Regions from separate parts of the Homo sapiens genome. Here region 1 is linked to region 2. The links are chromatin loops, found by intact Hi-C in ENCODE. Cell type or tissue: endothelial cell of umbilical vein. All regions are shown on one strand. Each heading gives the region's core, and the rest is flanking DNA. Links, peaks and the distances in the headings are about the cores only.

Region 1 (10,606 bases), core at 863-8,862, 140 kb before region 2:
CCCTGGTGCTGGCGTTCACGTGGAAGACTGCTTATCTGTATCCAGCTGTTTGCAGAGCTCAGGGAGGCCAGGGGGCTTCAGACTCCACTGTACTCTGCATTCCAGGATTCTCTGTTCTCTGGCTGTGGTGGCCTGACACACTCTTCACCACTGACCCCACCCCCGCTTGCACACTATGCCACAGGAAGGGCAGGGGCTTCCATCACAATCACTCAGTACTAGTTACCAGCTCTGATAGAATTACTCACCTTGAGTTTCCAAGTCTTGCTGAAGGTGCTTGCGTAAGTGGCACATGGATGTTCCCTCTGTTCAAAGGCATATGCACAACACTATTTTTCAAAATTTGCTTTTATTTACACGTTTGAGTCAATTACATGCATGTTTTATTTTTGAGGAGTGATTAGCAAAATGCATTAAAATTTTAAAATAGCAATTAAATATACAAAAATATAGCTTACAAAAAACTGCGAATGTTTAAAAATATTCTGCTGCAGAATTTTTAGTGTACAAAGACGTCTATGAAACCTGAGGTTCAGCATTTCATAAACCTTTTTTTGAGGGAGTTACACAATACCTAGTGAGGAAACCCGAGGGCCAAACTACAAGACGAAAAAGTGCCCCGTTCCTGGCAATGATGTCAGAAGACCAAGAGGCGATAGTTACCAGCAACACTCTAGGAAGACCAGCTGTCACCAGAAGGGAGTTCCTAACACTTGCCACACCTGCTCCCCCGACCGGGGGCCTGGGAGGGAAGGGCAGATGGAGAGGAACGGTGTGCAGTGGGCGTGAGATGCAGATCCACCAGGCTTGGGACTGGCAAAGGGAGCTGAGAAGAGAGTTCCCCCAAAGCACAAACAAGTCTGCTGACACTGGTGGGGCCCTTACAGTCACAGAAGTAAGGACTGGATGGTAAGCCAAAGGTGCTGATGCTTGGTCAAAAAGTGGAGTACATCTTTGCATCTTGTAACAATTTGGGCTCTACAGCTGAATTGGCAAAGTAAGGTTTACTACACAAGCCCCTCTTTTTCTTCTGATATCCCCACTCAAATGGAAGCACACTCCCCAGCACATGGGGATCCCTTATTAATCTTTACTAAAGAACCGTGAACCAGCATTTTCCAGTTATCAACTGGATATTTAGGCATGAATCTGGACATGTCCATCTGCTTAAGAAATCTGCTTAAGAAATCTGTAACAGCTACAGGAAAAGACACACCCAGGGCCAGAGATTCTACAAATGCCAGAAGAGTGGATGTGATAGAGAATTTTTTCTCAAGTTTTGGGTTAGGGCACCAGTTGCAATTTTAATCCAGGGGAGGATCTGGGCTGCTGCTGTAGGGGGCAAGTACACCAGGGAGGTGGGTGTGGACAGAGGCACTGGGCAGCTGCTGGGAAGCGAGGCACAAGTCTGTGCCCCTACTCCCAGGGCTGCCTGGAGGAAGCAGCTCTAACTTTCATCAGCGGGGACAAAAATGAACTTAAACTAAAAAAATTATTGGCCGGGCGCAGTGGCTCACGCCTGTAATCCCAGCACTTTGGGAGGTCAAGGCAGGTGCATCACGAGGTCAGGAGATCGAGACCATCCTGGCTAACACGGTGAAACTCCGTCTGTACTAAAAATACAAAAAATTAGCCGAGCGTGGTGGCGGGCACCTGTTGTCCCAGCTCCCGAGGCGGGAGAATGGCGTGAACCTGGGAGGCGGAGCTTGCAGTGGGCCAAGATCGTGCCACTGCATTCCAGCCTGGGTGACAGAGCGAGACTCCGTCTCAAAAAAAAAAAAAAAAAAAAAAAAAAAAAAAATTGTTGGGGTAATTTCTGTTGTCAAATGGAAAACAAGGCATAAAGGGAAAATTCTGTAGGAAGCATTTTCTTTTCTTGTGTGTTTTTTTGAGACGGAGTCTCGCTCTGTTGCCCAGGCTGGAGTGCAGTGGGGATCTTGGCTCACTGCAACTTCTGTCTCCCGGGTTCAATCAATTCTCCTGTCCCAGCCTCCTGAGTGGCTGGGATTACAGGCATGCGTCACCACACCCGGCAAATTTTTGTATTTTTAGTAGAGGGGGTTTCACCATATTGGTCAGGCTGGTCTTGAACTCTTGACCTAAGGTGATCCGCCTGCCTCGGCCTCCCAAAGTGCTGGGATGTTGGGATTACAGGCGTGAGCCATCGCGCCCGACCAGAAGCATTTTCTTTTCAAAGTGTGTGCACAGAGTGAGGAGGCCAGCCTGGGCAACATAGTGAGTTGAGACCTGTCTCTACAAAAAAATAATTACGAAAATTAGCCAGGTGTGCTGGTGTGCACCTGTAGACGCAGCTACAGACTGAGGCGGGAGGATCACTTGAGTCCAGGAAGTTGAGGCTGCAGTGAGCTACAATGGTGCCACTGCACTCCAGTCTGGGTAACAAGACCCTGTCTCAACAACAACGAAAAGTTGGGAGGGAAAGGGAGTAGCTCCATGAACTGACGCTGGACATTCAGGCATATCCACATGAGACTCACTGTGCACTTGCTCAGTAGCTAAGATGTCTGCCCCACAAAATAGAAGCCTTCAGTTGCTGCTGCTCAAACTCCTGCATCAAAGACACAAGAGCTTGCCTAAGTGACCACAACAGTTGCAGCCACACATCACCACTGGTCCTCACTTGGAACTGGCCAAGGTAGGGGAGGGGCCAGCAGCTGTCCAGGCACCTGCAGAGGCTGCTCAGAGCTGGGAGAGGCCTGTGCCACTGCTGTCAGCTACAGAGCCTGATCTTGAGCATCCTGTCGCAGATAGAAAGTCAATCAGAAAAATCTGGTTGTGCTCTTGGATTAGCTGGGCATTTGGGGTAAGGGAGGGACTGCAGATTCTGATTTGTACAGAAAACTAAAATTTCAGTATGTTGCAATAAAATGAAAATATGTCTTACTCAACAGGAGTGTGATTGCAAAAACATCCCCCAATTCTGGGTTCACATTTTGTATTCTGATTTCTGGGATGGCTCTTCCCACATTAGTAGGAGCGTTCCTTGAATACACTTGTCTGGTATCACATGAGTAGAAAAGGAGAAAAATTATATAGACACACATACACATGTGTGTACATGCATAAATGATCTCTGGAAGGATACCCAAGGAACAAACCAATAGTAGGTATTCATGGAGTGAGGAGCGGAGCTTGCTAGGCATCAGGAACTCAAGAAAGGCTTTTAACTACTTTATGATTTGTGAACCACATGAATGGATTACCTATTCAAAACATTAAGAAAGAAATATTCAGCACTGAACAACCAAGTCAGAGTTCACTGTGGGCAAAGGCAGAGATGACCAAGGAAGAAAGGGGCCAGGTGAACCTGGGCCTCAGGGAAAGCCCCTACAGCTCAGGAAGCTTTTTGGCTGAGGTTCTGTTCCTATCAATCATGATGGCAGAGGAGCCCATGTAACCCAGATGATGTTATGTGGTATCAGCAGCCCCCATGACACCAGGCCTGCTGCCTACCAGGCTCTGGGCACCAGCTAACCCCCACAAGAGGTGCCAGGGACGTTACTACAATCCCTGGGTGGTAGCTAAGGAAGCTAAGGAAGAGACTGAGAGGCTAACCTGCAGAAGGGCCTAAGGCTAGTGAGTGACAAGAGGTGATTCCATCACTCTCTGCCTGGAGCTCTGGGTATACTGCCCTGGATGTATCAGGATGTATTTCATAATGCCCAAAAAGCCTCTGAGAAAAATAATTCCTAGTTGTTCAAAGTAGCTTAGAGCGGGATCAGGCCAGGGAGATGACATGATTTTGAAGTGGGGTTGTGAAAAAGGACAAGGCCCGAGGCTATTTCTCTGATGGATCCAAGGGGCTTGGCACTGGGGAAAAGGATCTTCTTGTCAAGAACAGGGTATCCGGCAATGGTGGGAGGTCCCCTGTATCCCTCAGCTCAGACCTTCCCAGGGGCCACCTGCCCCTATTTGGCCATTTCTGTCCTGCCTTCCCTGGCTAGGCAAGCATAGGCTTCAAGGACCTTATCTGCCAGGGACAGGCCTAACCAAATCACACGTGGCAAAGAAAAGCAGCAGATGTCAACTTCCTAGTGTCTGATACTGACCCAACCAGGAATCAAGTCAGGCTGGTTTTGTTCCCTGTTTCTGAAGGCAGTTGAATTCAGTTGTACCCCTAGCAACTACTAATGGTTCAGCCACCCGTGGAGTCCAGTTGGGGCTGAGTTATGCTCCACTAACCCATAGCAGACCAGCAACATTCTATCTTTGAGCTGCTTAAGAAACACACAAAGGATACCAGCCAGTGGTCCAAGAGCAGACCAGAATCCCCACGCAGCTACACAGTAACAAGTCCCAGCAACTCCTGAAGATAGATGCGGAAAGGGTGACTTTACCATGGGGTTCGAGTCTGAGCCAAGAGAGTTATAAAGGGGTCCCTAACTCATTCCTTTTTCAAAATAAATAAAAAAAGGACTGTCTTTCAAACAAAAACCCTGCGATTTTAATGAGAATTAAAGGAGGATGTAAATTAAAAGGCCTGTTTGTCTGTACAGCAATGCAGATGCGCAGGCCCATCCTGGTGGAGGACCCAGATGCAGGGAGCAAATATTCGGGTTGTGTTGCTAAGAGTCGCAGGAACTACTGCTAGTGATACTAGGCTTGCTGCAGGAGGATGTCACGCTGAGAAAGGGAGATGACTAGGAGCAGAAAAAGTACTCTCACTGTTCCAGCTTCCAGCCCAATCCTAGCAGAATGAATGCATTTTAAAACCAGTCCACATTCACATGTGCTGAGAAGGTTGTTAGTGGTCCCTCATCTGGGCAAAGCAGACCCAAGGTGGTGCTGAGTGCAGAGTGCAGAGCATTCTTGTGCTCTCCTCTCATGGCTGGAACTATCTGGGCTTTGCGCCCTGGTCCAGTGCTACGTATCAACCCCCTCAACATGCCTGTGGCTCTGACACGGGGGGATGAATTAACTTGCCTCTGTTCAAATATACAGACTTGGTGAGGCTGTCTTTTGTTAGTACTGATGCACAGGGACAGAAAAAGCCTGCAACTTTCAGTTGGGAGAATCCTATAAAAGCTGTGAGCAGCAATAATTTGCAGTATTGATCATAGGAAGGGAAAAAACATTCTCTTTCCTATTAGAGCCCCATAACAGAGGTGACATCTGTCCCAAGGCCATTCCATGGAAAATGGTGGCTGCTGGCAATTAGTGAGGCTAGTCCAGAAGCAAGCCTCCTTCTGATATTGGTCACTGAAAACAGCTCACTATAAACGGGGTGTTTTGTGGCATTCAACTCTGTTGTGCTACAAATAGAGAATGCAAAAAGACGGTGAAAGTAGGAGTGCATAAATAGTTTTTTTCATGGGTGCCAGACAGGCTAAGGCTTTCATATAAAAATATTCCTCACTTTCCTCGTCCTGTTTAGGAAGCAGTCCAGTTGGCATACCACGAATAGGTCACACATAGGAAATGGCCTATTTTGACCAACTGGATTTGTAATTTTCCAAACCGGATTCTGTCCAGCACTGTTCTACACTAATGGAAATTTTCCTCCTCATGCCCAGCCATCTGAACCAAGGACAGGTTCCTTCTCCTAAGAGGACAGAGGTTGGATTCCAGAAAAAAATCCTGGAGTCATGCCAAGAGCAGAGTAGCAAAGCTCCCTCCATCCATTCTCCATGTCACGCAGACTGTATTCCTAATGAAAAACTTCCCCCACTCACACCTGTGGGATGGAGTGGAGCAAAGCAGTTGACGAGGAATTGAGGCAGGCGCTCCTAAGATGGAGGGAGGCGGAGAGCAGGGCTGTGGAAAAGAATTTTCCATCTGACCTGCTACTTTCCATAGCTAATTTATACAATATTCACAAATCTTAATGGACTTTGAGTCATTTCTAGAAAAGTTGGACAGAAAGAGCCAAAGAGCAGCATGCGTTTCTCTCCTATAAAGACACTTTCACTTTCAGTTTCGGAAGTCCAAATACTGAGGCACACACCAACGGTGGACAGCCCTGCAGGAGCTTCCTGAAACTATCTACAATTCCAAGTGGATCACCAGCTTCAGAATTACACAGGGATCTTATTTGGGATAAAGTGTTAAAAAGTGAATGACAGGCTTTTTTTTTTTTTTTTTTTTTTTTCTGAAGTAGAAAGAGAGATAGGGCAAGAGAGAGAAGAGATGGAAGGAGGGGGAGAGGCCAAAGGGTCGGCATTCCCTTCATCCAGCCGGGCCAGAAGTATGGGCCATTCTCAAAAAGCCACTGCTCTTTGGAGCCACTCGAGAGGTTCACAGTGGCTCCCTTCTGAGGCAGTGGCAGTGGGCTCACAGCAGCTACACTGGAACCACAGTGCACATGTGGGGATGTGGGCAGCCTCCTGGATCACTCAGGGACAGTGTGGACTCAGGGCCCACTCCCTGCTGGGGCTCTGGACGGGCCTTACTGGTGCATAGGAGAGGGAAATGATAAGAGGAAATGGCTTCTGACTAGGCCTTTCCAAGCGCATCTCATGTTTTCAGCTTAGATGATTTGATAGCAGGTGTTGTAATCCTGAGGGGGAAATGGGTGACGAGGAACACTGCTACTCAAAGCCAAGATGGCCTTATCAAAGGCATACAACATGAGCCTTGTGGGCACTGCCTCACCAACCACTGGTGGCTGGTTGTGCTGGTTTTACTTGGCTCAAGGGCTGCTGGGAAGGTTTGCTGCGACAAAGGCCTGCATGGCCTACAGAGAAACCCATCCATCCGCAGGTGGGGGTGTGGCTTGAAAGACCTGCTCTTAGTTCCCTTCTTTACCCTCCTGCTTGACATGGAGATGAGGCTCCAGGAGAGAGAGTGTAATGGAGTTAGTAAGAGACCCTCATGAAGTTTCTTGAGGCAAACCCGCAGGCTCATCCACTCCTCTTCTCTCGGCAGGGGGTAGTGTCAAAGTGCTTTGGTTGTCACAAGACCCAGACACCTAGGTTCCCAGTTTGGCTGGCCCAAGAGTTCTTCATGAGGCAAAAGAAGTGGCAGCTGGTGTCCTAGGTAGAGAGCAGCCATACAGACACCACATGTGTTCCTCCTGGCTCCACACAGACGTCGTGTCCAGCAACAGTCTGATCCTTGCGGTAAGCTATACAATGTTCTCTGCCCCAGGAAGGGGCCCCTGAGGGGGTCCACGGTCCTGCTTACTGTGCAACTGGGCCAGCTGTAGAACTGGCATGTTGCACAGGGGACACACTTTACGAACCTCCAGCCACTTAATAAGGCACCTGCAGAAGGAGACACCACAGGGGGAAGATGTCAGTCCTATGCTCATGGCACGGCTGTTCTGCTGAACATCTCCATATCTGTCACCCAGACAACGTCTGCTGTATGGTCCAAGGAGCTCCCCTCCTAGGTGGTGAACGGATGTCACCCCCTGGAGAGAGGGAAGAGACAGAGAGAAGGAGTGGGGAGAGGCCAAGGGGTCAGCAATCCCCTCTTCCTTCCAGAGCCTCCCATCTTCCACGTGTGAAGCCACAGATAGTATGTGATACTCTCAGTTACCCATGACTTCTTACAAGAACAAAATACACTGAGCAGGGATGTGAGAAGTAGGAAAATAAATTTTTCTAACAGAAATACAAAACAAAAAATTATAAGAGGAAGAATATTAATATGTCTGCAGGAAGTGGGAGGAGAGTGCCCCACACTACCATTTATATCCAGACTTTATTTTGATTTTAAATAACTATGGTTTTGATTTAAATAAGTTTTTAGGAGATGAGGCTCTCAGTGGAAAGTTCCAGCTAAATAGCTGTTTATTGCTTGGGCTCCAAGTGTAGGCTCATTTTGGCTCTCTGCCCATAGTCCTGACGTGGTGGTCACGTTCCACCACTCTGCTGTCTCCTAATGTCACGCACACACACACACATCCCACCTGTAGGGTGCTGTCAGCTTTCTGCATTACAGACCAATCATGAAGCCATCAAGCTTGTCTGGCACTGCCCTAAAACCCAAAAGAAGTTGGTTGATGTGCCTCAAACTCGGGTCCCATTAAGTAATTCCATACCAATACTTACTTTCTGTGGAAGGCGTGCTTACATGGGCAAATCCCCAACTCATCTCGAGGCTTGAAGTCTTCTAGGCACACTGCACAGAGCTGAAAGACAAATGCACAAATGAAGCCAAGTGTCTGTTAAGTACCCTCCCAGGTACAAAGTAGAGTGCAGGCTCCTAAAGGCTCAACCGTTTGAAGGGACTCATGAGACTCTTATCTTAAAAAAAAAAGAAATGAATGAATAAATGACTGAAAAGAAACAGGCCAAAATAGATGAATGTCTCCTGCTCTTCCTGTCCCATATCTTCAAGGAGGTGGGCAGATGGGAGAAGACAGAAAGCAAGAGGCAGCTGCCTTTACTTCAGTGCATCAGAAGTGTGGGACCGAGGGAGGGTTACTCTCACATCTGCCAGCTTAGCCTGCTGTCCCTTTCCTGGTGTGCCGAAAGAGCTGAGGCTCTCTGGGTTCTCCACCTTGTCAGCAGCACAGCCTGGCTCCCAAGCACTCACTGAAAGGGACCGCTCAAGCCCTGGCAATCTTTTCTCCTGTTTTTATGCACAGCTTGCAGTAACATGCTATTTATAGTTCCTGGGGCCTCCCACTTTGGCACTGTCCTTCTGTCAGTGTCTCTGTCATATAAAAAGTTACTGAAGACTCAGTTAACTCATGAACATGTGCAGATGGGACCAGGACTGCTCTCAGCCAATGACTAGTCTCCATGGCTTGGAGAGAGGCCTTTGCCATCGTACCCAGGGGCTGGGTTCCAACACTTTCCTGGGCATTCACCAGGGCCCGTGGATACCATGTGTCACCACACTGACCCATTTTACCGATGAGGAAACAGAAGCTCAGGAAAATAATGTTGCTTGAGGCCATTTAATTGGAGAGTGGCCAGGCCTGGCTGGGACCCAGGTCTGTTGCACTGATGTGCTGTTGTGCCATTGCTTTCTCCTGCCCAGTGGTTGAACTCCTTTCTCCCTACTTGCTTCCCTGTCCATTCCCAAGGATCCTGGTTCAGGCCATCACCATTTCTAGCCTGGACTGTTGATGGCTTTGCTGTTACTAGTTTCTTAACCTATAACACGTAACCCAGTCTTCTTAGATTATGTAACATGATCCAGGCAGGACATGTGGCTCTTGGTGCCCAGTGAACCGTGCCATGTTGGTTTTTAAACATCCTTGCTGAGGTAGCTTTCAGGGCCTTGTGTGTATGACAGACAGGACCTTCACAGGAGGAGAATGGATAACTGTGCTCTGTTGGACTCAGCATCCCTACCAAGATGGCAGGGGAGCAGGGAGGAGAGCAGGACAGGTGGCTGGCCTTGGCTCAGACACACTAGCTGTGTGGCCTCTGCCCTCAGGATTCCTCACAGAGCTCTGTTCCTTCATCTGTACAATAAGGACATGGCCTGTCCCACCCTACACACGGCTGTCATCAGCTCAGCTTGGGGGGTAGGGTTAAGGACACAGTAAGGCAGTCTACCAATGCCAGCTGTTTTTATTGATGTCTACATTTTATAATGGAAGTACTGTTTGCAAGCCCATTTTTGTCCTCTGAAGGGAGGCTGAGAACAAGCTGTGGGTAAAGGTAAAAATCCAGCAGTTTCAGCCTAGTGGTATCTTTTTGGGCCTCAGCTTCCCACCTGTAAAGAGGGAATGATGCTCCCATCTCCTAGACTGTGTGATTGGCCCTCTGGCCTTCAACAGCCAGTTTTCCTCTCAGCCCCGCCTTCCGACACAGGGTCAGGACTGTCCTCTGGAGATTTAGCACTGATCCTGTTGAAGCACAGGTTGGATGAGTTGCTTATTTTTATTCACTTATTTTTCCAGGATCCAAAATTAGATTAGTAGCCTTTCCAAACAGGAGTTTCTTTTTTTCTTTTTGAGATGGAGTCTTGCTCTGTCGCCAGGCTGGAGTGCAGTGGTGCGATCTCAGCTCACCGCAACCTCCGCCTCCTGGGTTCAAGTGAGTCTCCTGCCTCAGACTCCCGAATAGCTGGGACTACAGGTGCATGCCAACCATACCCGGCTAATTTTTTATATTTTTAGTAGAGACAGGGTTTCACCATGTTGGCCAAGATGCTCTCGATCTCTTGACCTTGTGATCCGCCTGACTCAGCCTCCCAAAGTGTTGGGATTACAGGTGTGAGCCACTGCGCCCAGCCCCAAAATGGAGTTACTATTAATGGTATAATGTGCTATTATGTTCTGAATAAACAGATCCTAAAACTATAGCCACCTGAGAAAAAACAAGACAAACTCTGACACGTTAAATGCTAAAGGTGACCAAAGTCAATGGCAATCACAAAAAGAGAAAAGCCTCAGATGACTTCCTAGAAGCTCCCTAAGAGCCAAACTCATTTTACAACTTTCCTTTACAGTTCATATTTTGCAAATAAACTTTTGTTTCCAGTATTCAATGAGATTGTTTCTCCAGTGTGACTTCCCATCACCATTAAAAAACTGAGATACAATTAATCTACTATAATATTCACTCCTTTAAGTAACAGTACAATTCAGCAGTTTTTAGGTATATATGTGCAGCCATCTTTACAATCTAATTCCAGAACATTTGCATCAAATGCCACCCACCCACCCCCCAAAACAAGCCCA
Region 2 (10,606 bases), core at 1,444-9,443:
GGAACCTGCGGGGGCCAACCTCTGCCCTCTAGCTCAGAGCAGGGGCAGTCAAAGCATGATGTGAGGCCAATAAGCCTAGGCCTAAGGGATATTTAGAGTGACTGTGAAAGTGTAGGTAGTTGACCAGGCATACCAGGGAGGGAGGGAGGGTGTATCAGACACAGAGGACAGGCTTAGGGTGTGTAGGGGTGAATGGTGTGGGATGAGGCTGGTAGGGAGGCCACTCCTTTAAGCAGGATGAGATTTATGCTTTAGAACAGAGGCTGGCAAACATCTCTGTCACACAGTTTTCTTTGTTTTGTTTAAAAACAAATGTAAAAACTGTAAAAACCATTCATGGCACATAGGCTACACAAAAACAGGCCACAGGCAGTGTTTGGTTCATGGGCTGTAGTTTGCCAGCCTGGTTTTGAAAGATCCACTTTAGAGGGATGGATTGGAACAGACAAGAGGCTGAGAGAGGCAGAAGGGCTGGAGAGGAGACTGCTGGAGCTACCAGGTGGGAGACGATGAGAGCCCAGTTGTTGGTCATCATAGTGGACAGAAGGGAGGGACTTAGAATTGTAGAATGCACAGGACACAGAATTAGCTGGTCTCAACAAAAGGTCTAAGCCTGGTCTGGAGGGATGTGCAATTGGGCACATTGACTATTCCTCTGATTAGCTCGGAATCCCTTCATCCCTTGCTTCAGGGAGACAGAGGGAAATCCTGTCATCCTGGAGAATGAAATTCACTATGGCCCGCCTTTCCCCTCCCCAGTCCTCTCTTTGGGTGGAATGCATGGAGGAGCAGGTTGCACTGCCTCTCACTAAAGGAGGAGTTGGGCACTCAGCTGTTGGTGACTCACATGTTGCTCATTCTAGAATATGGGTCCCAAGCATCTCCTGACCTCAGTTTCAGGCCTTGGCTGCCATTCCAGGACAACAGAAGAAGTCCCACCAACATCCTCTGACACTTTCTTGTGGAGTTTCCTGTGGGTCCAGAGTAGAGATAAGGGCTGGGAAGACCCTCACCCAGCCCTGGGCTCAAACACCTGCTGGTAGCCTCTGCCATCATCTCGATCACACACGGGCTAATGGTGTTGCGACAGGGCTGGGATGATGTCTTAGTTTGGACTGCCCTGGAGGCAGACCGTGAGACAAGGCTTTGAACACAAGTAGTTCTGTGAAATGGGGAAGGAAGGCAGCCCACAAGGGGTGTATTATCAAGCTAGTTACCACTGTGGGCAACTGGAGTTCAGTCTTGCGGGGGAAATCTGGGCATCAGAGTAGAACACGTGCCCCAGAGTTATCTTGCCTGAGGAGTGAGGGAGCTGGGGTATTTATCCATCAACTCCTGTGAGTTATAGCTAGAAGAAGGGCTCTGCTAAGGGTTGTTAATTCCCTGGCACTTCCAGCATGCTGCCTGGCCTTCTGCAGTTTAGGAAAGAAAGCTCTCAGGTGCAGACATGCAGATTCACAGGTGGAAGGCAGCGGGAGCTCCCTGAGGTGGTGAGGCCTCAAGGAGTGAGCAGGATGCCTATAGGATCCACTATCAATGGTTATCATCTCCACTTGACAGATGGGGGAACTGAGAAGCAAAGTGACAGTCCCAAATCACACTGCAGTTTGTGACAATGAGGGGCTGGAGCTCAGAGCATGTGGGTCCAGGGTCTTCCACTATTTTTTATGCCGTTGTTATGAATCTTCTGGGCATAAGAGGACCTGCCCTTGGTATCTCATAGGCTGACTCTGGTTGCCCTACATGCCTGCCTGCTACATTGTCTCCCCTGATGACCCCCACTTCCTGGGTCTACCCAGAGTCCAGAGCCCAAAGCCATACCTGCAGGAAGGGAAGCCTGCAGGACATGCACATGTGGCAAGGCTTGGCTTCTTACCAAGTGTAAGACTATGTAAGACTCGCAGAGCATGGGGAGGAGGGTAAGCAGGAGACAGGGTGGGGTGGGGAGCTGGGAGGTGGCCAACTTGTCAAGCTGTGTGGGAGGAAGGCGTGCTGAGCAGAGGTAGACAGAACAGGACTGAGCCAGCATGGAGGGCAGTCCAGAGGACCGAAAGGTGGGCTGGGCAAGTCTGAGCCCCCTGCCCCTTGCATGGTTAGTTGTGACGTGGGACTGTTTGCATAGCTGGGAGCAGATGTCTCAGGCCTCAGCACTGAAGGCTGTGTGTGTTCATCTAGGAATTACTTATGGGGGCCCCGTATGTCCCAGCTAGAGTGTCAACAATCTTGGGGGACACGTGGGAGAATTAGACATTTGGTTGCTCTCAGAACCTGTTGGGTCCTGTAGGGGGAATAAAACGCTTCCTCCAGCCTATAGGGTTTTTCGTGTTTTTGCCCAGAGACAAGGTCTTGTTCTGTTACCCAGGCTGGAGTGCAGGATCCTATCTCACTGCAGCCTCAGCTCTAGGGTTCAGGTGATCCTACCGCCTCAGCCTCCCGAGTAGCTGGGACTACAGGCATGCACCACCACACTTAAGTTTTAAATTTTTTTTGTGGAGACTGGGAGTCTCACTATGTTGCCCAGGCTGGTCTCAAACTCCTGGCCTCAAGTGATCTTCCCACCTCAGCCTTCCACAATGCCGGTATTAGAGTTTCCAGAGCCACCATGCCCAGCCTCCATTCTACATTGAGTCCTGAGTTGGATGGTAGAAAAGAGCACAGCCTCAGGAAGCCCCTAGTTTGAGGGCAAAGACATACTCTCAAATCCAGTTGTGAGGTTCCCCCCTTTCTGCTCACAGAGTCGTGGAAACAGTTTTCTTCCCAGTCTTTGATACCAAAAAGGAGGTGGAGATGACTGGGAATTCCACCTGGCTGGCCCAGCAGAAGCTCGATGCTCAAAGGTGGACACCAAGAGCTGCAGGTTACCCTGCCCACACCCACCCATTCCTAAAGCCAGCCTGTGGTCGCTCATGAGCAGAGGTGACTGTGTTAGTCCCCTCCTTGTGCCCTCATGCTTTGCAATGTGACTTTGCCATTCCTCCCATCAGGAGGTGGAGTGTGTTCCCCACCCCTTGAATCTGGGCTGGTGTATTAGTCAGTGTTCTCCAGAGAAACAGAACCAACAGGATGTGTATATATATAGAAGGACATTTATTTTAAGGAATTGGCTCATGTAATCATGGAGGCTTGGTAAGTCCAAAATTTGCAGAGTAGGCTGGCAGGCTGGAGATTCAAGGAAGAGTTGTCATTTCAGTCCAAAGGCATTCAGCTGGAGAATTCCTTCTTGCTGGGGGGAGATCAGTCTTTGTTCTCTGTAGGCTGTCAACTGATTGGAAGAGGCCCAACCACCTAATAGAGGGTCATCTATTTTACTCAAAGGTCCCCAACTGAACTGTTAACTGCATTAAAAAAAATAAAGAAAGAAAAAGCACCTTCACAGAAATATCCAGAATAATGTTTGATCAAATACCTGGGCACTATGGCCCAGCTAAGATGACAACATTAACCATCATGGCTGGCCTGTCACTTGCTTTGGGCCATAGAATGTGCTGACAGTAAAGCTGTTGAGTCCTGCGCCTAGGCCTCAAGAGGCCTTGCTCAAATCCATTTGCTTTCATGGAATTCTGCCAAGCCATCAGGCAGACGATCTTGATTTGAAGGATGGGAGACTCTGTGGAACAGAGATGAGATGTACCAGCTGACTCCAGTTCCCAGCCAACCTGGCAGCTGACTGCATATGCCCAAAGGGAGCTCAGCTGAGATCAAACTGCCCAGGAGAGCATGGCCCAAATTGCTGACCTGCAGAACTGTGAGCTAAATCAATAGTTGTTGTTTTAGGCCACTAAGTTTTGGCATGTTTTGTTACACAGCAAGAGCTAACTGATACACAGTCTAACTTCTGCAGTGCTCCCAAGACAGGTATCCTAACAGCCTGCTACTCAGCTGATGGAGAAAACACAGGCAAATGTAGGGGCAACTTGCAGCTACCATAGGCTCTGTGGGTGTCTGCATCCATTGATGGTATACATGCAGACACTCTTCTACCTTGATATTTAAATGTAGCTCTGCCAAACCCACTCTGGCCTGCCAAGCTCCCACAATACTGTGCCAGAGCAGAGGAGGGGCTGATGGCTGGCAACTGGGAAGGCTATGTGCTGGAGGTAGAGGGAAGCCAAGGGCTGGATCCTGGAGGCTGCTGCAGTAGGCCCAGGGGAGTTGCAGGGATGGATCATAGGATGGAGGACGGGAAAAGAACTTGGGAGGCAGCAAACCTGGGTCAACTTCTGCTTCTGTTGCTCATCAGGCCTGTGTCGTGGGACAAATCACTTCACCTTTCAGAGCTTCCATTTTTCCAAGGGTAGAGTTAGGTTTTATGGGGCCTGAGGCTGATACAATTTGGGAGCCCTCCTCAAGCAGAAGAATAAAAACTATGATTACGAAATTGCAGGGCTTTGGAAGGGGCCCATGCAAGTGAGCTTAAGCTGCATTGGCTTTGCAGTAAATTGCTTCTGGCTTCTCCACTAGAAAAAATAGTAGACTTAATACTGATGGAACAGAATGGTTTTGAAGGTCAAATACATTCACCATACATAGTGGGAGTCCTGGGGGTGGAATCTGGCAGGAAGGCAGCTTTGCAGTGGGGAAAGGGCTCAGGCGGTGGCTGGTGGGTGGGCTCCTGGGGGAGAGAAGGGTGGAATGAGGAGTGTAGTGGAGAAACACAGAGGGGTGTCTGTTCTCTCATCGGGTCTCCATGTAACTGCCCCCAGGGCACACAGAGAGGGTTGTAGGCAGAAGCAGGAGCTGATTTCACGAGATTCTGAGGCCGAAGCAAGGTTGGGACAGGGTTCCAGACACAAACTTGGGAAGAAGGGTATGTTTTCTTCTCTAGAGTGAAAGGCTGAGCTGAGGATTCTTGAGCAGGTGATTTATTGAGCGAGTACTCTTAGAGAGACATAAGAGGGAGGGAATGAAGCAGGCCAGGGCAGGGAAGATGCTAAGCATGAAGTGGTCTCAGCTGGGGTCTGACTTCAGCCTGATCCAGGGGAAGCTCTGGGGTGTGGATCGGCCACTGAGCTGTCCCCCGTTGGGGTAAGCAGGACAGATTTTTTTGCACCTCTGTGTCAATTACTTTTTGGGGGAGATCTTAGCAATAGCTGGTGGGTGGGTGCAGTGGCCAAGGAGAGGAATCTGGGCAGGGCACCAACAGAATCCGTTACAAGGGTCCTTCTCCCATTTCTGCGTGATACGCAGACCTACTACGGTCTCAGGTTGCCAACTTGGAGGCTATAGGGGGAGAACAGATGGAATTTAGGAGGGTCCATAGTGCTGGTCATCAGGGCACTCTGGCAGGGGCAGTGGTGAGGTACTGCCCCCAAGTGGCTTCTAAGGCCATAGCTCTCTAGGAGGGGACCCGTGCTAAGCAGATGTAAGATATCCCAGTTATTCAGAAATAACTGGGATAAATCGAGGGGCCCTGGAGCACCCTTAGTCTGTGGACGGGGGCAAAAGCCCATAAAGTGTGTTTTCCCTGTTAATGCCACCTCATTTGTGTCCATAGGATGGAGAAACCTGGAGGAGCTCGGGGCACATATGGGAACAGCCTTTGTTGACTCTAAAGTGTAGGATGATTTCCAAGGCCATGTACCTGATCAGCTGGAGGTAGTTCCCATCCTGTGGAAGACATGCATCCCAACCTGGCTATGGCCCATTGATCGGTTCATGAAGAAGGGAAACCAGGCAGGAGGGGATGGCAGTTTGGTGCAACTGGGGTCCTGCAGCCTGCCATGTCCTAGAATAAGAGGCAATGATATTTATCTTTGCTGAGATGAGTTGCAGAAAAAAAGCACTTAAAACTTGCCTATGGTGTCAGTGTGAAACGGTACAAGAAGGAGGGAATCGTTGGGGGCCATATTGGCTGATGACCACAGGGGTTAATGCAGCCATGCCTCCTCTGTTACACACACACACACACACACACACACACACACACACACACGGAACCTTGAGATTCTGGTGCACTGAGTCCTGAGGATCCCTGGAGGAATCTGTGTGGCGGCTGCGGGGCCAGTGGAGCTGTAACAGTGGCAGTCGCTGCAGAAGACTGCACTATTCATCAAGGGTCTGGGCAGAGGAGCAGTGGTCAAGCTGGAGTGGTCTGGTGTGCGGCGTGGCTTGGTGCAGGTTAGTTAGACCTGATGCAGGGGCCTTCCCTTGGTGATGAGGTCTTCATTTTTATGTGCCCTAAAACAAGGGCCCAGGACCCTCCAGGCAGCCTCTCAGCTAGTGTGTCAAGGATAAAATGAAGAGTGATGTAGAAGTATTTTGATGAGGAGACATCTTCAAACCTGAGGACTTGTCCTTTTCTCAGCCTGGAGTCTCCCTGGCAGGGGAAGGAGTGTGTGTGGGTCTCCTCTGTGCCATGAAGCCAAGGCAATGCCAGTCCCCAAATTGTGGTCACATGAGGCCTCTCCTGCCTCCCAGGTCAGGGAGTGGGACTCACCGTTCATCTATTAAGGAACTTTAGTATCTGGCCATGTGCTTTATGAACAGGTCACTCCATCTGAGCTTGCAGGGAGTTCTAATTTCTGGGCTCTTCCCTAAGGAGCTGGCTCCTAGGCTGAGAGTATAGGTCCTCAGACCCCAGTCCTTCCCCTATGCCACCAGCTCAGTCTCTAGTCTGGAAGACTTAGGGGTATGGGGGTGTACCCCTTTCCTATTTCTATGAGCTGTTCTTGGGGATGGAGGGAAGCAGGACATATCCATATCCTCCAGTTCTCAAAGGCAGCTTGTGCTTCCATAGAGGAATTTTGGACTCTCAATACATGGATTTTATTTTTATTATTTTTTTAAGAGACAATGTGACAGCAAGAATCAATGTTGCTTTAACAACCCACATACTCAATTATTTGACTACCTCTCTCTGACTTGATCATCTGTTTTGGAACATTGTAAACCACTCTTGGAGTCTTGCTTTGTCACCCAGGCTAGAGTGCAGTGGCATGATCATAGGTCACTGTAACCTCAAACTCCTGGGCTCAAGTGATCCTCCTGCCTCAGCCTCCTGAGTAGCTGGGACTATAGGGGTATGCCACCATGCCTGCTAATTTATTTTTTTATTTTTTGTAGAGACACGGGCTCTCACTGTGTTGCCCAGGCTGCTCTCGAACTCCTGGCCTCAAGCAATCCTCCTATCTTGGCCTCCCAGAGTACTGGTGTGAGCACGGTATCTGGCCAACAAATGAATTTTGAGTAGGGACCCCCCTGCTTCTTTTTCATCATCAGAGCCCACTTTTCTTGGTGACTGGTTAAGAGATGAGGATGAGATGGGAAAGAGAGGCACTGGCCCTTTAAAGGGGAAGCCAAGGTTTGTAGCAAAGTGCAAATTGCATGCAAATGGATCCGCAAAAGAGACTTGGGACCCAGGGACAGCTGGCTTGGATGAACCAAAGGGTTTTTGTGCCAGTTTGCCCAGCCCTGAGTCATGGTTCCCTGCTGGATGTGAGAAGAGGCACTACAGCTCCAGAATTTCTATAAAGGAGGCTCTGGGATTGGGGGTGAGGCACAATCTGGCTGGGAAGGTGAGAAGCTGTGGAAAGTCACCCAACTGCCTGGGAGCCACGCACTTTTTACTAACTGTATGTTTTCAGCGGATGGCTTTGACTCTCAACTTCCTCTCTAATCTGTCAATGTGACAGCAAGAACCAATGTCACTTTAACAACCCCCATGCTCAATTATTTGACTACCTCTCTCTGACTTGATCATCTGTTTTGGAATTTTGTAAACCACTCCTCCCTTCTTGCCCCTTTACCACCTGAGTTCAACTGTTCTTTTTATGCCTGATGGAATTTGACATTCTTTCCATGTACTTGCCTGGTCCTATTGTCCCAACGACCAATGCAGACCTCCTCCTGGAGCTCCAGGCTGAAGTAGCCCGGTGTCTCCTAAACAACTCCTGTGGTTGTCTCCCAGGGACAGCAAGCTGAGCAGATCTGAAATGGAACTCATTCATGGTCCTCCAACACTCAGTTCTCTGCAACCAGTATCCGCCATTACAATAAAATGGTGACCCCATCCAACCAGTGGACAAGCCAGAAGGCTGAGGTCAGCTTGGACACCTCCCTTACCCTCATGGCCCTCATGCAATCTATCTCTAAGACGAGTCCTCTTGTCTCAAAGCTCTTGTCTGACACCTTGACTACTTCAGTGGCCCGTAACTGGTCTCCCTGCTCCCTCTCTTACTATCCTCCCAGCCCTCCATCCTCATCTCCTCCAGTCCGCATTCAGAAGTCACGTGTCTCTATTCTGATGCAATTGTCTATCTGTATGACACTGGAAAACTTGCTGCCTTAGTTCTCTATTGGTCAAAGTTGGTCTGCAGACTTGCCAAAGACCAGAACAGATGAGTTTCTGGGGTGTCATGACCCCAGGGCACCAGCTGTGTTCTGGATAGAGAGAATCCCACAGTGGGGTAGGGAGGCCCCTAGGGTCCAGGAACTGCAGTGTAAGCGGTCGCAGCAGTTCTGCTCCCCCTTGGAGTCTTCAGCTTCCAGGTCTTTGCAGCCTGCCTGAGACTTCCTGCCATCAAGAAGGAAGAAGTGTTTGCAACCCACAGCCAAAACTTATGTCTGTTCTGATTCCTTTCCCCTTCTCCCCACATACCAAAATAGGCTTACTCCTTTCTCAATCCAGAACTTCAAACCCAACCCAGTCTTCAAACCCAACCGAGGCTGTCACCACTGTGAATGTTCATGTATTGATTTAAAAAAAAACTTTAAATTTTGAAATTGTTAGAAATTCACAGAATTGCAAAGATAGTACAGAGAGGACCCATGAACCCCTCACCCTGTTTCCTTCAAAGATTACATCTTAATTAACTATAATATAACACCCAAACTGGGAAGTGACATTGATACAATGTGTGTATAGTTCTATGTTATTTTATCACTTGTGCAGGTTTGTGTAACCACCACCCTGCCAAGATCCAGAACTGTTCCATCACCATCAAGATCTCTCTCTTGCAACTCCTTCAGTCTCACCCTCCTCTCTCCCCACCATCCCTAAGCACTGGTAACCACTAATGCGTTCTCCATAGTTTTGTCATTTTGAGAATGTTATATAAATCGAAGCATACAGTATGTGACCTTTCGTGATTTTCTTTTCCCCACTCAGATTCGTGCCCTTGAGATCCATCCAGGTTGATGCATGTGTCAATAGTTTAATTTTGGGTGGTAATCTCTGGTGTAAATATACCACAGTTTGTTCAATCATTCACTTATTGTAAAACATTTTGGTTGTTTCCATTCTGGTACTTGTGTGGCCATAGCCCTATTTCTCTGGGATAAATGCCCACAAGTGCATTGCTGGGCTGTATGGTCACTTTATGTTTAGTTTTTAAAGAAACTGCTCAACCATTATCCGGAGTGGCTCTATCATTTTATATTTTCACTAGTAATGGGTGAGAGATTCAGTTCCTTCACATCCTCTCAAGTATTCGATATGTTCACTATTTTTAATTTTTAGCTCTTCTAATAGGTGTGTAGGGATATATCATCATGGTCTTAATTTGCATTTTCCTAAAGACTAATGATGTCGAGGATCTTTTCATGTGCTTATTTGCCATTGTATAGCCTCTTCGATAAAATATCTCCTCATATCTCTTGCCTATTTTCTAATTAGATTATTTGGTTTTTTTTTAACTGTTGAGTTTCGAGAGTCTTTCTATATTCTGATACACATCCTTTGTCAGATACGTGGTCTGCAAATATTTTTTCCTAGGTGTAGCTTGTGTTTTTATCTTCTTAAGAGGGCCTTTTGTAGAGAAAAGTTTATTCATTTTGATGAATTCCAATTTATTGATTTCGATGTTGTGGGGACAAGAGAGGCTTTATTTTAAATGCTAATCCAGTGACTAACCACAAGTCCGGGAATGCCTCCAACATGTCTAGCTGATGTATTACTCTTTATGTGGAAACACCTAATGATTGTAAGTTTCCTCCAAAACAGCTCTTGATGCTGTTGCAGAAGTCATAGGCTGTGACACTCATAGCCAACTACACATTCCTTTCAGAGCACGTATACTTTTCCCCCAAGATGTAAGCCCCCTGCCTGGGGAGGTGTGGTGTAGAGATCTACCTGTCTTGTGGTGGCCCAAGACCAGACTTCTGTCTATAAGTTGCCCCTAATAAGCCACCTTATACTGACAAATGGGATTTGCCTGCCTCCTTCTTTGGTTTCTTGGCTTCTTTGGCATTTGAGGACTGCTTTGCATGTGCGGCCCTTTCATGGAACAGGTGTCATGTATAAGAACTCTTCACTAAGCCCTAGGTCCTGATGATTTTTATGTTTTCTTCTAAAAGTTTTATAGTTTTATGCTTTTTTTTTTTTTTTTTTTTTTTTTTTTGGTGAGACGGAGTCTCGCTCTGTCACCCAGGCTGGAGTGCAGTGGTGCGATCTTGGCTCACTGCAAGCTCCACCTCCCGGGTTCATGCCATTCTCCTGCCTCAGCCTCCCGAGTAGCTGGGACTACAGGTGCCCACCACCACGCCTGGCTAATGTTTTGTATTTTTTTTTTTAGTAGAGACCGGGTTTCACAGTGTTAGCCAGGATGGTTTCGATCTCCTGACCTCATGATCTGCCTGCCTCGGCCTCCTAAAGTGCTGGGATTACAGG

What was found. A loop is a pair of places that touch in the nucleus more often than their neighbours do. Peaks named below come from ENCODE experiments on the same cell type or tissue, not always from the same donor. Only the 100,000 strongest peaks of a DNase experiment are listed, where the experiment ranks them.
Region 1: it touches region 2 in a loop (6-fold over the local background); 13 of 110 quality-filtered maps call a loop at or near these places.

The regions. Positions count from the first base shown.
Region 1 is chr20:3,926,979-3,937,584 of GRCh38, forward strand. It overlaps PANK2 (pantothenate kinase 2), which reads left to right. Exons shown (of 7, transcript NM_001386393.1): 7 at 1-2,909. It overlaps RNF24 (ring finger protein 24), which reads right to left. Exons shown (of 6, transcript NM_001134337.3): 5 at 8,016-8,095; 6 at 333-7,223. The coding sequence ends at 7,085. Among named protein-coding and RNA genes, the nearest start is that of MIR103B2, 15 kb to the left of the region's middle. RefSeq lists enhancers at 2,696-2,865, 9,282-9,431. In endothelial cell of umbilical vein, for the core only: no CTCF peak of the experiment used is centred there; a DNase peak (open chromatin) is centred at 5,523; H3K4me3 peaks cover 520 bases; H3K27ac peaks cover 858 bases.
Region 2 is chr20:4,066,940-4,077,545 of GRCh38, forward strand. No RefSeq gene overlaps it. Among named protein-coding and RNA genes, the nearest start is that of RNF24, 57 kb to the left of the region's middle. RefSeq lists enhancers at 4,511-5,012, 5,013-5,512, 7,510-8,709, 8,123-8,417. In endothelial cell of umbilical vein, for the core only: a CTCF peak has its summit at 5,307 (motif pointing left); a DNase peak (open chromatin) is centred at 5,302.